Regions from separate parts of the Homo sapiens genome. Here all the other regions are linked to region 3. The links are chromatin loops, found by intact Hi-C in ENCODE. Cell type or tissue: OCI-LY7. All regions are shown on one strand. Each heading gives the region's core, and the rest is flanking DNA. Links, peaks and the distances in the headings are about the cores only.

What was found. Peaks named below come from ENCODE experiments on the same cell type or tissue, not always from the same donor. Only the 100,000 strongest peaks of a DNase experiment are listed, where the experiment ranks them.
Region 1: a loop joins it to region 3, with 2.2 times the contacts of the local background. A loop is called at or near these places in 6 of 110 quality-filtered maps.
Region 2: a loop joins it to region 3, with 5 times the contacts of the local background. A loop is called at or near these places in 14 of 110 quality-filtered maps.

The regions. Positions count from the first base shown.
Region 1 is chr15:63,742,611-63,747,580 of GRCh38, forward strand. HERC1 (HECT and RLD domain containing E3 ubiquitin protein ligase family member 1) reads right to left here. Exons shown (of 78, transcript NM_003922.4): 12 at 4,308-4,473. Among named protein-coding and RNA genes, the nearest start is that of HERC1, 89 kb to the right of the region's middle. In OCI-LY7, for the core only: no CTCF peak of the experiment used is centred there; no DNase peak of the experiment used is centred there.
Region 2 is chr15:63,464,678-63,469,647 of GRCh38, forward strand. No RefSeq gene overlaps it. Among named protein-coding and RNA genes, the nearest start is that of USP3, 37 kb to the right of the region's middle. In OCI-LY7, for the core only: CTCF peaks have their summits at 2,188 (motif pointing right) and 2,389; a DNase peak (open chromatin) is centred at 2,204.
Region 3 is chr15:63,606,972-63,613,347 of GRCh38, forward strand. HERC1 (HECT and RLD domain containing E3 ubiquitin protein ligase family member 1) reads right to left here. Exons shown (of 78, transcript NM_003922.4): 77 at 5,280-5,585; 78 at 1,647-2,295. The coding sequence ends at 2,110. It also overlaps a transcript of FBXL22 not described here. Among named protein-coding and RNA genes, the nearest start is that of USP3-AS1, 9.3 kb to the left of the region's middle. In OCI-LY7, for the core only: CTCF peaks have their summits at 3,365 (motif pointing right) and 3,571; DNase peaks (open chromatin) are centred at 3,380 and 3,750; H3K4me3 peaks cover 273 bases; H3K27ac peaks cover 906 bases.

The sequences.
Region 1 (4,970 bases), core at 1-4,000, 130 kb after region 3:
TAGATGCCCTTTTCAGGTTAAGAAAGTTCCCTTCTATTCCTAGTTTGTTGAATATTTTTATCATGAAAGAATGTTGAATTTTGTCAGATGCTTTTTCAGCATCCAGATAATCACATTGTTTTTGTTCATTTTTTCTATTAATATGGTGTATTATATTGATTGATTTTCATACTTTGAAAATGGGATACATCCCATTTGGTCATGGGGTACAATCTTTTAGGTAAGTTGCTGGATTTGGTTTGTTAGTAGTTTGTTGAGAATTTTTACATCTATCTTCATAATGGATACTGAAGAATGCATCAGAGTACTTTAATAGCTGGTCTATAGTTTTTCTTTTCTTGCAATGTTTTGGTCCACAATTAGGGTAATACTGGCCTCACAAAATATAGTTGGGAAGTATTAGCTTCTCTTCTACATTCTGGAAGAGTTTGTGAAGAACTAGTCTTAATCCTTCTTTAAATATTTTGTGGAATTCACAAGTGAAGCCATTTGCTCCTGGGCTTTTCTTCATGAGATTTTTCTTTAAGGCCAACAACTCTTTGACTTGCCCTTTGAGACTATTTTCTAGATCCTGTAGGTGTGCTTCAACCTTTTTTATTCTTTTTCTTTTGTCTCCTCTGTGTATTTTCTTTTTTTTTCTTTTTTTCTTTTTCTTTTTTTTTTTTTTTTTTAAATGGAGTCTCACTCTGTCACCAGGCTGGAGTGCAGTGGCACAATCTGGGCTCACTGAAACCTCCACCTCCCAGGTTCAAGCGATTCTCCTGCCTTAGCCTCCCGAGTAGCTGGGACTACAGGCATGTGCCACCACATCCAGCTAATTTTTTTTGTATTTTTAGTAGAGAAGGGGTTTCACCATGTTGGCTAGGAATGTCTCTATCTCTTGACCTTGTGATCCACCCACCTTGGCCTCCAAAAGTGCTGGGATTACAGGCGTGAGCCACCATGCCCAGCTCACTAAGTCTTTCTTCTGCCATCAATTCTGGTATTAAAGGATTCTGAGGCATTCTTCAAAATGTCAATTGCATTTATCAGCTCCAGAATTTCTACTTGATTCTTTCAAATTATTTTAATCTCTGTTAAATTTATGTGATAGGATTCTGAATTCCTTCTCTGTGCTATCTTGAATTTCTTTGACTTTCCTCAACAAAGCTATTTTGAATTCTCTGTGTGAAAGGTCACAAATCTGTTTCCCCAGGATTGGTCCTTGGTGCCTTCTTTGGTTCATTTGGTTAGGTCATGGATGGTGTGGATGCCAGTAGATATTGAAGAGTTAGGTATTTATTGTAGTCTTCACTGTCTGGGCTTATCTGTACCCATCCTTCTTGGGCTTTCCAGATATTTTAAAGGACTTGGGTATTATGATCTAAACTGTATCTACGTTGTGGTTCTTGCAGCCTCATAGAGGTACCACCTTGATGGTCTTGGACAAGATCTGGGAGAATTCTCTGGATTATCAGGCAGAGACTCTTGTTCTCTTCCCTTACTTTCTCCCAAACAGACTGTGTGTGTGTGTGTGTGTGTGTGTGTGTGTGTGTGTGTGTGTGTGTGTGTGTGTCTCTCTCTCTCTCTCTCTCTCTCTCTCTCTCTGTCTCTCCTCAGCCACCTAAAGCTGGGGGTGGAGTGACACAAGCACCCCTGTGGCCAACACCACTATGACTGCACTGGGTCAGACCTAAAGCTAGCACAGCACCAGCACAGCACTGGGTCTCACCCAAGCTTGCCGTAACCACTCCCTGGCTATTGCCTATGTTCGCTCAAGACTCTGTGGTTCCACAATCAGCCAGTGGCAAAGCCAGCCAGGCCGTGTCCTTCCCTTCAGGGGGAGTGAGGTCCCCCAAGCCTCAGGTGGGTCTAGAGGTGCCATCTGGGAGTCAGGGACTAGAGTCAAAAACCTTAGAGGTCTACCCAATGTTCTATTGTACTATGGCTGAGCTGGCACTCAAACCACAAGACACAGTCTTTTTCACTTGTGCCTCCCCTTTCCAAAGCTAGAGGAGCCTCGCCCCATAGCTACCACCACCCCAGGCCACAAGGAGTATTGCCAGACAAGCACCACTGTTCCCTTAAGCTTAAGGCCCAGGGATTCTTAAGTTAGCTTATGGTGAATACTGCCTGGCCTAGGTCTCACCCTTCAGGGCAGTGGGTTCTCCTGTAGCCCAGGACAGGTCTAGAAATGCCATCTAACAATCAAGTCCTGGAATCAGGGATCCCAAGAGTGTATTTGGTACTCTGTCCCTCCATGGCTGTGCTGGTACCTGAAGCCAGAAAGTCTCAGAGGCTCACCCAAAGCCCTTGACATAGCAGCTGGGTATCAATGCTGGTTATTCACAGCCCATGGGCTCTTCGGTTAGCAGGTGATGAATGCTGCCAGTACTGAGTCCTTTTCTTCAAGGCAGTGGGTTCCCTTCTGGCCTGGGGCATGTCTAGAAATGTCATCTGAGAGCTGGCATCTGGAACAGGGAGACTTGCGACTCTGACTGGTCCCCTATCCTGCTGTGACCAAGATGTTATCTAAGACACAAGACAAAGTCCTGCCCACTCTTCCCTCTCAAGTGGAAGAAAGGGGTCTCTCTTGGAGCCACGAGCTGTGTAGCCTGGCATTGGGGTCGGGGAGGCGGGGGGTGAGCCAACACTCCCTTGGTTACCCCAGCTGGTGTCTCAGTATGTCACCTGCCCCTCTGTCCACTGTCTCTGGGACCAGTTCAGCACTAGGACTCGCCTAAGAGTTGCAGTCCTTTTGGCCTAGACTGCCTTTCAAGTTTACTTGGAGACACAGAGCACTATAGCCCTCAGTGGCAAGCCTTGCAGGAATTCAAATTTGGATCACTGGGATCAGCAGTTCCCCTCTGGCTAGGGTTGGTTTAAATGCTCCCTCTGTGCACAGGTGTCAGCTGAGTTTGGTCCAGTTCTCCTTTCTGCTCTAACAGGATAGCATTGAGTTCAATGCCTCACAATTGTTGTGTTCTCCCTCCCCAAGCACCCAGAGACACTCTCTGCACCATACTGCCACTGCTGCAGGGGGAGGAGTGGCACTGCCTATTCAGGACTGTTTTTTCTATCTCTTCAGTGCCTCTTTCAGTGATATGAAGTTAAAACTAGGTACTGTAAGTGCTCACCTGATTTTTGGTTCTTATGAAGGTGGTTTTTTCTGTGTAGAGTTGTTAAAGTGGTGTCCTTGGCAGGGGGAATGATCAGTGGAGCCTTCTATTCCACCATCTTGCTCTGCCTCTCAATTTCCCTTTTGATTTCTGTAGGGTCAGTAGTAATATCTTGTCTTTCATTCCTGATTTGAGTAATTTAAGTCCTCTCTCATTTTTCTTGGTCAGTCCAGCCAGAGGTTTGTTGATTTTGTCTTTTCAAAGAACAAACATTTAGTTTCCTGGATCTCCTCAATTGTTTTTCTGTTCTTTATTTTTTTAATTTCACTCTAATCTACATTAGTTCCTTTTTTCTACTTGCTTTGGGTTGAGTTGACTCTTCTTTTTCTAATTTCTTAAGGTAGAAGGTTAAATTACTGATTCGATATATATTTTTTTTAATATAGATGTTTATAAGCTATAAATTTTCCTCCAAGCACAGCTTTAGCTGCATTTCATGAGTTTTGGTATGTTAAGTTTTTGTTTTCATTAATCTTAAGTATTAAATTTATCTTGTAATTTCTTTCTTTGATCCACTGATAATTTAGGAGTGCACTGGTTTAAAAATTACTGTACTTTCTATTATTACCTACCAAAAGAGTTTATTTTCTGTATTTTGTATTACAAATATATAGATATTTTTAAGTTTCCCCCAAATTTAACATTGTATTATAATACTAAATATGTTTTTTTAAACTATACTCTCCTTATTTATAACCAGTATTCTATTCTAGGCCACTTCTTCCTCCTTAAGCTGACCTTTCTCTCCTTAGCTCTGGTTACAGTTCTAGTAGATGATCCAGTCCACTTATTCAGTTACTACTACTGACCAAGCCATGCCCTAGGTCCTTGCCCTCAGGAACTCATCTTCTGGTGAAAAAAGAGTGACATGTTTGTAAATAAGCAACTAGAATACAATGTGATGTAATGAGAACATATACAAGAAAAACCAAATCTGGTGGGAGAGCAGGAATAAAAAGTTTATCAGAGATGGCATCTGACCTTTGTCTCAAGGATGAGTTAACCAAAAATACTCTCACCAAGAAAACAGGAGTAAGGGAAACAACATCCAATTGAAATTGTCCAATGTACAGTTGAATATATTGTATAGCTAAAATCTCAGAGAAAGACGTGGTTTGAGATACAGATTCACAAGTCCTATTCTCTTACCTCTTGGATTTCATCTGGGACAGTTGAGTCCATCAGTCTGAAGAGCAAATTTCGAAGTGGACCTGCCTGCCTCCCGAGAATGCTGGTAGCTACCCCTCCCGCAAGTGCAAGAGCAAGGTGATTTGAAAGTAGCTTCAGGCACAGCTTGAGAAAACTGTGGTGTTCTCTGAAACCAAATAAACGTCTATGAATTCTCGGATCATAAAAGTGCCTGTGCTATCCAGTTTGGGTAACATTTTTATATCTTTAAAAATTTTGTTGGCTAGGTGCGGTGGCTCATGCCTGTAATCCCAGCACTTTGGGAGGCGGAGGTGGGTGGATCACCTGAAGTCAGGAGTTAGAGACTAGCCTGGCCAACATGGCAAAACCCCGCCTCTACTAAAAATACAAAAATTAGCTGGGCATGATGGCGGGTGCCTGTAATCCCAGCTACTCAGAAGGCTGAGGCAAGAGAATCACTTGAACCTGGGAGGCAGAGGCTGCAGTGAACTGAGATCATGCCACTGCACTCTAGCCTGGGCGACAGAGCAAGACACCATCTTAAAAAAAAAAAAATTTTGTCAAGTCATGAACAACAGTAATTTTTAAAACATGATTTGTGAAATTACAAGTAACTTTTTCCTAGAAGTTATTATCAACAAGTATCTAAGTTTAGCTCTTTTC
Region 2 (4,970 bases), core at 1-4,000, 140 kb before region 3:
GTGCTGGCAAAATATTTTAGCTACTGCACAAAACACTGCGTGGCACAGTACTTTGAATTCCCAGAGAGAAAGGCCCAGGGGTCTTGTTGGAGGGTATGTAGGAAAAGGAAACCTACTCCCAAGGCAGAAGGCACTCCCAGAGCATGCTTTGGTAATTATGCAGGCTGGGAGGAGGCAGGCCATGGGTGGAAGAAGAAGGAATGGAGAGGAGAGGAAGCCCGGAAGGAGAGAATCACAGGTTCATTTAAAATAGATGCCAGCTAGGGGTTTAGTCCTTCTCTGGCTTGCTGTGTGAGCTTCTGCAAGTCACTTCACTTCTCTGGTTTGGGCCATATCTGAAGAGGCCTTCTCCAACTGAGACACTCAAGGATGCCATGCATTTTTCCAAGTCACTAGGAAACAACGCTCCAATCGCATACCTTTCATTTGCATTATTGTAACCTAGACTGGTGTCCAACTCTTTTTCATAAACAGTGAGAAATAATGTCATTTCCATGATTGAATCAAGCACACCAAGGGTGTTATAGAATCACTTTTCTTGCTTAGCAGTTCTGGGCAGCAGAAGAGACTTGCACTCTAGATCCTGGAACAGCTGAGCTTTCTTGGGAAGATTCCAGACAGTTATTAACCCAATGAGTAACACCCTATGTGCCATTCTGACCCTCTGGGCTACAGTAATGCAATCTTCTATTGCTTTTCTCTCTTTTAAGAAAAGCCATCAAACAAGGGACTCATTCAAATTTTTAACCACAATATAAACAGACATTTACACAAGAGCAATTATAAATAGCACATGTGCAAAAAAAAAAACCTGCCTACTGGCATCCAAAGATATGCTGCAGAAAGCAAATTTGGGACTCTATTTAAAAATCTTTTCAAAAATGCCTTGAAGCAACAATATTCAATGTACCTGATGTTGCAGCAAAATTGATTTACTGATACAATATTGGTGGCATTCGAAATTAGTAATAGTTCCTTTGGGAACTAATATGGAAACACATAGGAAGAACTATATCCATGATTATTCAGAAGTAATGCAATAAAAATCTGCATAAAGAGGCCAGCACAGTGGCTCACGCCTGTAATCCCAGCACTTTGTGAAGCCAAAGCAGGAAGATCACCTGAGGTCAGGAGTTCGAGACCAGCCTGGCCAACATGGTGAAACCCCGTCTCTACTAAAAATACAAAAATTAGCCAGGGGTGATGGCGGGCTCCTGTAGTCCCAGCTACTCAGGAGGCTGATGCAGGAGAATAGCTTGAACACGGGAGTTGGAGGTTGCCGTGAGCCGAGATCACACCAACGTACTCCAGCCTGGGCGACAGAGCGAGACTCCATCTCAAAAAAAAAAAAAAGCCTCCATAAAGAAGTCAACATCAACAATATCTATTGTAGCAAAAAAAAAAAAATACTAAACTTGAGGGAATTGCTATATAGATTTTGATACAGCCACACATTTGCCTCTTATACAGCAATAAGGATAACTGTGCAGATTGATAGCAGTGTAGAGATGTTTATTATCAGTCAAATACAACAAACTTCAGGATCACATAGGCATTATGATTATAGCTCTGCTAAAAGTGTGCATACGCATCTGAAAGGGCTGGAAGGTATTGAAATAAAATTGGCTGTAGTGTTTGAGAGGCAAAATAGTATGGTTTAAATTACTTTTAATTTTCTGTTTATCTCCAACTAAATAAAAGAAAGCATATCAGTTGAAAAAGAATTAACCTTATCACCAATGTTTCCCACTAGACAATGAGAGCAGGAACCCTGCCTGTCTCTTTCAACAGCGTTTGCCAGAGCATGTGTCTGCCACATGGTAGGCGCTCTGTAAATATTTGTGGACTGATTGACCACTGCTGTCAGCCTCTCTGAACCGGTTTAGTAAATTGCTGATATAGACCTCCTGTTTTCACAAAGATCCTTCTTGCCATCACCTCCACAGTCTCAAAAAGCACCTTCATTTACAAGCAGGCTTTCAAAACCCAGCATCTTCCTCTCTCTCAGTGTCACTGGCAGAAGGAGGACATCACCTTAAAGTACCAGACTCTAGGGCCAGCCTGTGTTGGGAGAACCCCCCCGCCCCTTCTCTTGCAGCTTCCCCCGGGGGGGACAGATCTTCATGGGGACACAAGGGAGAGTAGCTTGATCCCTAAATCATCTGGACACTAACATTTTGCACCAGAAGATGGCAGTCTACACACCTCCTTATGGTGCAGAACCCACACCTTCCTTGACACTTTGACAGTTAATTGTTCAAGTCAAGTTACTCAGCCTACCCTCCACAAAGGTGGGCCAGGGTGAGGGTGTGACAAGGATGGCCAGGGCCTCAGGCCAAGATCAGGAACAGATGTAGGCAACTGATGCCTGCTGTGCCTGATGCTGGGAGAGATGGCACCTCCCACGTTTCACATTTCACAGCTGGGGAAACCAAGCTTCACAGAGGCTAAGACACTGCCAAGTCCCCCACTCCTAGTAGAGAAACACTGCCCAGACCCGAGCCCCGCTCTCCTTACCCAGCACCCACCCTCCTTCCACCATACCGTACTGCCTGCCAGCTCTCCAGCAACAGGAGTCTGTGAAAAAATGGGCAAGGATGTTTCTGAACCCATGGTTAAATGCTTTTAAAAATCACCATGTCAAATTATAAAATTGATCAAACCCTTTGACCTTGGAATACCACTTTGGGAAATATGTTCCAAGGAAACAAAATATGAAATACATATTTATAAATAAGTTTATAAAATATAAAAATGAAACAAAAGCACATATAGAGTTGTGTAGAACTGAGCTTGATACTGCAGTTAAAACCAGAGGCAGCCCAGATGCCCGACCGTGGGGAAAATTGTGCCGTGGTCATTATACTCACACTGGAAATGGCTGTCATGCAGATTAGCACCGACGTCCAGCCTGTCACGTGGGGACTGTTATACTAGTTGTTAAAATAAGTATTTTCATACCAACTGGTAAATAGTAGAGCCAGAGTGTCCTCCAAGCCTCCCTTGCCCCTCTACTGGGATCCTCCTGAACTCCCCCTGATCTAGCAACTAAATAGTAAATGCCTGGCCCAGCAGCCTCCAGGATCCCACATGAAGCAGTGGTCAATGAACATCTTAGTACTAGTTATTAGATATTTTTTAAACCTCCCCTGGCTAAGATTCTGTATACTCATGGAAAAGCGACCTTATTTTGGAATGGGACAAGATATAGGAATATATAAAGAAAGACATTATGTGACTTAACGGTAAGTAAAAAGAAGCAGAAATTAATACAAGGAATAGCAGTGAGGCAAATTTTATTTGTATAAACAAGAGTTTCTAAGAAGCCACAGAGTCTAAATATTTGGTAAACTAGGAGAGGGGAGATTTGAAAAATTTTGTCAGTAGCCTATTTAACAACCTTTCCCCTATTTCCTTCTTAAAAGAAAGTTGCACGGTGGCTCACACCTGTAATCCCTGCACTTTGGGAGGCTGAGGCGGGAGGATCACCAGGTCAGGAGATTGAGACCATCCTGGCTAACACGATGAAACCCCATCTCTACTAAAAATACAAAAAATTAGCTGGGCGTGGTGGCGGGCACCTGTAGTCCCAACTACTCAGGAAGCTGAGGCAGGAGAATGGCATGAACCCGGGAGGCGGAGCTTGCAGTGAGCCGAGATCACGCCGCTGCACTCCAGCCTGGGCGACAGAGTGAGACTCCGTCTCAAAAAAAAAAAAGTTGCAATTTTGTTCACTTGCCTACTCTTCTGATGACCAAATGCTTTGGGGAAGGTTGAGCTCAGAGGTAGTCTGGAGTGGGGTAGGGGTGTGAGTCCAGAGTGCCTAAGCCAGGCATAGTGGCTCAATCCTCTTGCCAAGTATGGATTTAGGCATGGGCTGATGATATAGTTCTGGCAATGAGGTGGAAGGGAAGTCAGCCTGGAGGATTCTAGCAAGACTTTCTTTGCTCATATAAAGGGACAATGACAGGAACATCCCCTGTGTTTCCTTTGAGGATGTCTTGCTTAAAACTAAAGCAAACACCTTGTTGACCAAAGGAGAAGACTAAAAGAGTCTCAGAGAACCCAAACCTTAGCCATGACACCTTTGAGTCACTAAATTAACCAACCTTGAAGCTACTCTAATGCTAGCCTTTTTCTTGTTGAAATGACCTTAGCTGGGTTTTCTAGTATTTAGAATGTAAGCTGTTTATTCACTATTATAGCCCTGTTATCTATAACACCATCTGGTGCATAGTAAGCCCACCATAAATATTTGTTGAAGGGATAAATGAATAAAAAGGAAGGAAAAAATGAATCCTTGCTGATATAGAAAGGTGTTAAGTTTCTTGGTCATCTTGGTGTTAGATTTTTCTGTTTCATTAAAAAAAAATATTCATTCAAAGCATTGCATGATGTTGACTAGGTGTATTAGTTCCAGGGAATTAGTGTTATGGGAAGTGGCAGACAGATCTGGATTTGAGTCTGGATCTGCTACTTACCAGTCAAGTGTTCTTAGGCAAATTATTCATCTTCACTGAGCACACCTGTAAAATGAGGATAAATTATGGGGTCGCTGTGAGTCTTAAATGAGAAGCAACCACAGAGCTGGGCACGTGGGAGGGGCTCTGTAAGTGTTCATTCCTCACCTTCCAACATTCTAAGTACTCAGGTACCATGATGCCAGGATGAATCAGGCCGAGTCTCTCTTTGACCTTGAGAAGGATTTCATGGGCCAGGGGGAGGACTCAGACATAGCAACAAATCAGCCACGTGACCCACATTAACATCACGGGAAATGGAACAAATTGACATCACATACCTCCTGATATGACACACTGAGATGAACAGAGCATTACCTCTGGGATAGTTCTGCCAAATTAGTACAACAAGAACTCATCACAAGGAAACATCAAACAAACCCAAAATGAGGTACTTTCTACAAAATAACTGGCTTAGACACTTCAGAAATGTTGTCATGAAAAACAAAA
Region 3 (6,376 bases), core at 1,413-5,412:
GCTCAGCAAGAGGGACGCAGGAAGCGGCTCAGAAGACCCTAAGAGGCCTCTCCTGGATTCGTCCAGGATCTTGGCAGCACAGATGCTTTTTTTTTTTTTTTTCTCACTCTGTCGCCCAGGCTAGAGTGCAGTGGCGCGATCTTGGCTCACTGCAAGCTCTGCCTCTCGGGTTCATGCCATTCTCCTGCCTCAGCCTCCTGAGTAGCTGGGACTACAGGTGCCCACCACCATGCCCAGCTAATTTTTTTTATTTTTAGTAGAGACGGGGTTTCACCATGTTAGCTAGGATGGTCTCGATCTCCTGACCTTGTGATCCACCCGCCTCGGCCTCCCAAAGTGCTGGGATTACAGGCGTGAGCCTTTCTTTTCTTAAATTCTCTCCTGGTCCAGAGGCCCAGGCAGGGCCTTCCCACCCCGAGCAGGAGGGCTTCAAGCCCAAAGCCCTTCAACGATGCTACTGACTGCGCTCTTAGATCGGTATTAAAGCCTCATCTTTACCCAGAACTCCTGGGGTTCCCCCCAAAGCTGGAGTCTCTCCCTGAGACCCAATTCTAGTTGAAGCCTTTTTTCAATAAAACGAAGATGTCATCATTCTAAATATTATTAGGTATTCTCACTAAGAAAGATCCATTTACCACATTATCTTAGCTGGCAAAACCTTATTTTTCTTTTAATTTCTCTTTGAAGACATACACCTATCTTCCTTGTGGAAAATAACTGCCTGCAGAGGGCTGTCTGTCTGGCACCTCATTTGAGCAGGCTGTCGGCAAAGACCCTGTCCGCGAAGTACAGTGGAAGTAGCCTGTGGCATGAACTTGCTGTAGGTGAGGGAGACAAGCTGTCCACAGGCCTTCCCCTCTTCCTGCACACACTCCAAGAGGCCAAAGCCCTCCCAGCTGCTCTCAAGATGGCCCTTTCCCCCAGAAACACAGGCTCACCCTGATGCTGCTGAACACACACACAGCACTCAGGGCCCGCAGGGGCTAGCTGAGTTTGAGCACCAAGAATGTAACCCCTTCCCCAGACCTCTGCACAATTCTATCATTCAAGGATATGAAAGCCACTCATCAGTTCTCATGCTAATTCACACATTCACTCACTCATTCACTCATTGATACATGCTAAGTGCCTGCTAGCAGTTGCTGGCCTTTCTGTAACACCTTCCACTTGGCTGCCCTCCCCACTGAGACATGTTGTAAACTACCCTGTTCTTTAATTCCATCACGTGCTCATTTTGTCTTTGTAGGTTCTTCATAGGAAGGGCCAGATGGCATTACTGTGGTCCTCTTCCTCCTTGTCTGGTAGAGTCGCCCTCCACATGAGGTAGCTGGGGCTGTCCAGAGAAGGATGCGTGGTACTGAGAGGGGCGGAGCAGCTGAGGGAACAAAGTCAGAGAGACCCAGGATGACAGAAGAACAATGGAAAATAGGGGCTTCCAACCCAGAGGGATCTCCTAGAACCACACGGTTCTCTGATACGTTATTTCCAAGTGAAGCCCACCCTCAATGTAAAGAAATGTTTCTGAATGGGTCAAAAAGCCATCAGAGCAAGACCAGCCTGGAAGCTCATTCTGTTCTGGGCTAATGTCTGCCTCGATGGTAACCCCTAGTCAGAAGCTCCGCAGGAAGCAATACCAAGAGCCACGCTCCAATTCCTGAATCTGCTTTATTTCTCTGCATAAGGAACCCTGAACAGGCAATTCAAATTAAAACAAAATAAATATATGAATATTCATGTAAAACTGTCCTTTCTAATGAACAATTATACACAATGTACAATTTCATGTTCACTGGGTGGATTTACAAAAATGTACCATTCCCAACTAAAAATGCACCAAAATGGTTTCATGCAAACTTATCAAAAGTGACCAAAAATATGGAGGGAAAAACCTGACTGAGAGCACTTCGTTTTTGTTGTTTTTGTACAATCACAGAAAAATAAAAACATCTAATTTCTTTGTTACATTTAGAGTAACTAAATGTGGCCATTGTTTATAATGTTGGTTTATGTTCTTATAACATCTATGTAGTTACCATAAAAGTATATCAACATCAAATCAGAAGTGAGCATTATTGAGGGAGAGAAGGGAGGGTGAGAGCACCCGCACGGTCAGTAGTCAGTGTCGGAGCCCTCGGCGTTGTCCACGTTTCTCGAGAGCATGTAGTTGTCCATGTCGATTGAGCGGCAGTTGTTGATGGCATAGCGCAGGCGCTCGGCCATGACCAGCTGGCTGGAGTACGGGGGCAGCCTCAGCTGGAAGAAGCAGGTCTGTGAGGTAGGCAGACTGTCGTAAGGCTGTGGAGAGAGACCCAGAGCCGTGACTGGGGACATCAGAGTGCCATAAGGGGGAGTGGGGCTGCCCATGACCTCTCCCTGCCTTCAAGATGGAATTAACATGGCCACATGGTTAAGTCAAGTGGACACAGAGACTGGGCCAGATAGAATGAGCTGAGGCCCTACTGCCCCGTGGCCCTCGAGGCTCTGGGTGAAGATGTTCCTTCTTGTCCTCACCTCCTCCAGTGCCTGTGTGTGTAAAGTGAGGAGAAGCTCTGACTGGCAGGATTGCTTGAGAGAATACACTACGCACAGCGCCTGGCACAGGATGAGAGTGTAGTAAGAGGGCACCTGTCCTTCATACCCATCCACCAAGAGGGTGCAGACTGGAAGCCAGCTGCAGGGATGCCCCCACAGAGCAGGTAGAATGGAAAGAACGACTGTGAGGTGCAGCTGGCCATGGGAGCCTCTTTGCCCCCTCTCCTCTCCCTGTCCTCATGTGCATTCTGCCTCCTTTGCAGGCGCCATGGCTGCCTCGCACAGCTCACATAAGGAAGGGGCAGTCAATTAAACTCCAGTCCATCCATTCAACTGACGGTGATGCATCATTTAAAATGATAATTATGATGACTGGCAGCAAAACAGAAAGGTGTTCAGGATACATTAGGAGGTTAAAGGCAGAAAAAATTCTAGATACATCATATAAAAATTTGTACAATTGAGGCAAAGACTATGAGGAATTTCACAAAGGTAAAAATAGCTACTACTGGAGAGACAGGATTATATACGTTCCCTATCCCTCCTTGCAAACATAACTATTTTCTAAACAATTTGTAATAATAGTAATGGCATTATAGTGTTTTTATAAATTTTTAAAACGTTTGCTTAAAAAAAAAAAAAAGAACCTGTCTTCTCTCACTCAACCTCCTCTTGAAATCAGCCCTCCTCCCCAGAGCCCACACCTAGGTAAGCCACATGTCCTGCTATGGGAGGTGGATGGCCCAGCAGCCCAAATGCACCAGAGCCAGTGATGACACAGCTCAACGCAGAAAAACTGAAAGCAGCAAGGAAGGGAGGTGCCACTAGGTGGCTCTGATGACCTAAATGTGAGTACTGTAGAAATGATCTAAAAGCCACAGAGGAACCGACCACGGTAGTCAGTTACTGATGCTGACAACCCTGAGACCGGAGATTAGTGGTGGATTAACTCCTAGAACGGCAGGAGTAGCCCAGGACAGATATAAGGCAAGGGTTGTTTCCAGAGCTGAGTAGAAATGAGCCATTTCCTCCTTCCTACTTCTCTCTGAAGCAACAAAACAGATTTACAACTTACAGTTCTTGGCAAGTCATGCAGAAAATTTATGGAAAGGCTCTTTTATAATCCTTCCTGCACGTGGCTTCTCCAGCAAGCCTAGCCCAGGAGCAGAGCAGCAGCCTGCAGCCTCAGGAGGCAGCACAGGGAGGAATAGCTTTGGCTACACCAGAAAGCCAGACACTTAAACTGGCAGGAAGGGCCTGTGTGTGAAGAGGCCCCACTTCCCTTACTGTTTTCTGAACAAACATCATGGGCCCTGCTCAGAGAACTGCCCAGCTCATGTGGGAGAGAGGGCTTGTGAAGAGTGGGGATGGAGACAGAGGGAGGAGAGGCACTCCTAACTGAATGCAGTAAGTTCTGGGTTTGAGGGCTGTACCCAGTGTTCAGGAGGTGGAGAGAAGGAGTCTGGCTAGGTCTGCCTTCAGCAATGGTAGGGGCACTCCTGGAAAGCATCTAGGAGGGGTTCTTGGAGGAGATGACTGGCATTGGGCTTATAGGATGAGTAAGTGCTTGCCAGAGATAGAAGGAAAGGGGTGTGAAGAAGGACTTACTAAAGCAGAGGGAACAGGTTACATAAAAGCACAGAATTTTAAAAACAGCCTGGTCTACTGGGGAGAAAGGCAAGCAGCCCATTATGACCAGAACATGAGAAGTATCAAGACGTCACATCAGAAAGTGGGGCAGAGGCCAGACTGTGGAAGTGTTTAAGGCAGCTAAGGTCATTGGCATTTATTTCGGAGTCAACAAAGGGGGTCTCTGAAAGGTCTAAAAGGAGGAGAGTGACATGGTCAGACAGGTGCTTAAGAAAGATGACTCTGGCAGCAGTGTGCTTTTCAGACTCTAAGCCCTCTTATTCCTAAGCCATCTGTCAAAATCACAGCTGGGCTGGGGCTCTGCAGCTGGGGCCTTTCATCAGATGGCAGAGATGCAGCCCTGCCTGCTCCACAAGGCACACAACACAAGTGGGCACAGAGGTTATCGTTGCTCCCCACATCTTTGGGTTCCTTCTGGGGCACACCCACCAGTTAATGGTTAATATTTTCATGAAAACAAACAAGGCCATGCCTCAGCACAGGAAGAGGCAGTATGATGATCCTTCTGCCAAGTTCAGCTTTAACTCAGGAAGATGCTGGAAGATTTAGGGAAGGTTGTTGGTTGTAGTATGCTCTCTTCATCCACTTAGGACTCTTCCCACTGAAGCTAAATGATATTTCTAAACAAATTTTACTGCTTGATTTTTTTCATTAATCTGGAAATTCTAAGTATTAATAAGCATGAATCGGCAGGCCTACTTGAGGGTCATAGTTTGTTTTCCCCAACATAAAAGCAACAAGGCGCAGAGGGCCAGGCGTGTTGGCTCACGCCTGTAATCCCAGCACTTTGGGAGGCCAACGTGACCAGATCACCTGAGGTCAGTAGTTCAAGACCAGCCTGGCCAACATGGTGAATCCCCGTCTCTACCAAAATATACAAAAAAATTAGCCAGGCGTGGTGGCACGCACCTGTAGTCCCAGCTACTGCGGAGGCTGAGGCAGGAGAACTGCTTGAAGCTAGGAAGCGGAGGTTGCAGTAAGCTAAAATCATGCCACTGCACTCCAGCCTGGGCCACAGAGTGAGACCCTGTCTCAACAAAAACAACAATGAAGCAATAAGGCAGACATTACAAAGGAAAAAAGAATAGCTTACTTACCCTATCAACCTTCATGATTTGAAATCTCTGAGAAATGTCAGCAGTGTTGGCTGGTAGTCGAGATCTTCCTGACACAAACCTCATGAAAAGCACCCGCTCCTCATTGGAGAACTCTTCCAGCGTGTGCCAGAACCACTGCACCAGCTGATGCTGCTCATCCACCTCACGGTACCGCACCACTTTCTTCAAGACTTCCACAGAGATCTCGGGCATCCCACACACCATCTGCTCCAGTTGTTTTGCTGTGAGGAGGGACAGCAGCGGCACAGGAACAATCCAGGACATCCCTTCTCGGACTGCAGCCACCTGCTCCCGGGAGAGGTTGCTCATTCAATGAGTGTGCGTGAACCTGGCACCCACCAAGGGCCCTGTGGGGCTAGGCGCCTCCTGATGCCTGCTCGTCCGCTCCCCAGACCCTCTACTTGTTTCTCAGACCGCCAGGCACGAGAGTCAGTCAAAAAGGCCCACCCTCCCTGCCTCTCAACCCTTGTTAGAGTGCCTCCCTGCTGTGGGATTCTTACACTCCTGGTTCCAGTTCAAGTCCAATTTAGGAGCCTGCCTTCCCTCTACCACAAAATCTCAGCCCACTGGGGCCTTCCCTGATGCCAGCCCCACTCACTCATATTCCTAATCATATGTGCCCATGTGCTGTCAAACTATGCATGTGTGGACACTTCATCTCATAAAGGTAAGAAGCTTTGGGGGCACTCAACTAGCTGCCTACTGTTTTTTAAATTTATATTTGTCTTTTGAAAATAATTATATCCTTTTTGTAAAAATTATTTGTGCTCATCGTAAAAAAAATCTGAAAAGTACAAAGAAGAAAGTAAAAATGGGAAGTCCTTCTTTAGGAAGGCAATAGAAGAGGCAATGAATTTAGTGAAGAGACTTGGGTTCTAACTCCCAGCTCTGCCAATTATTAACTCTCTTAATTTTTCCGTCTGAAAAAAGCAGATATTGCTGCTCTCATGTGGCTCTGATGAGAACTGTATATGAGTAACTACATGAAATTCTGTGTGACTGGGTAATTCTACCCTGCTCTGTTCTCTTAGCATCATAGTGCTGGGCACAGGCAAGTTGGGGAGTGCCAAGTAGGG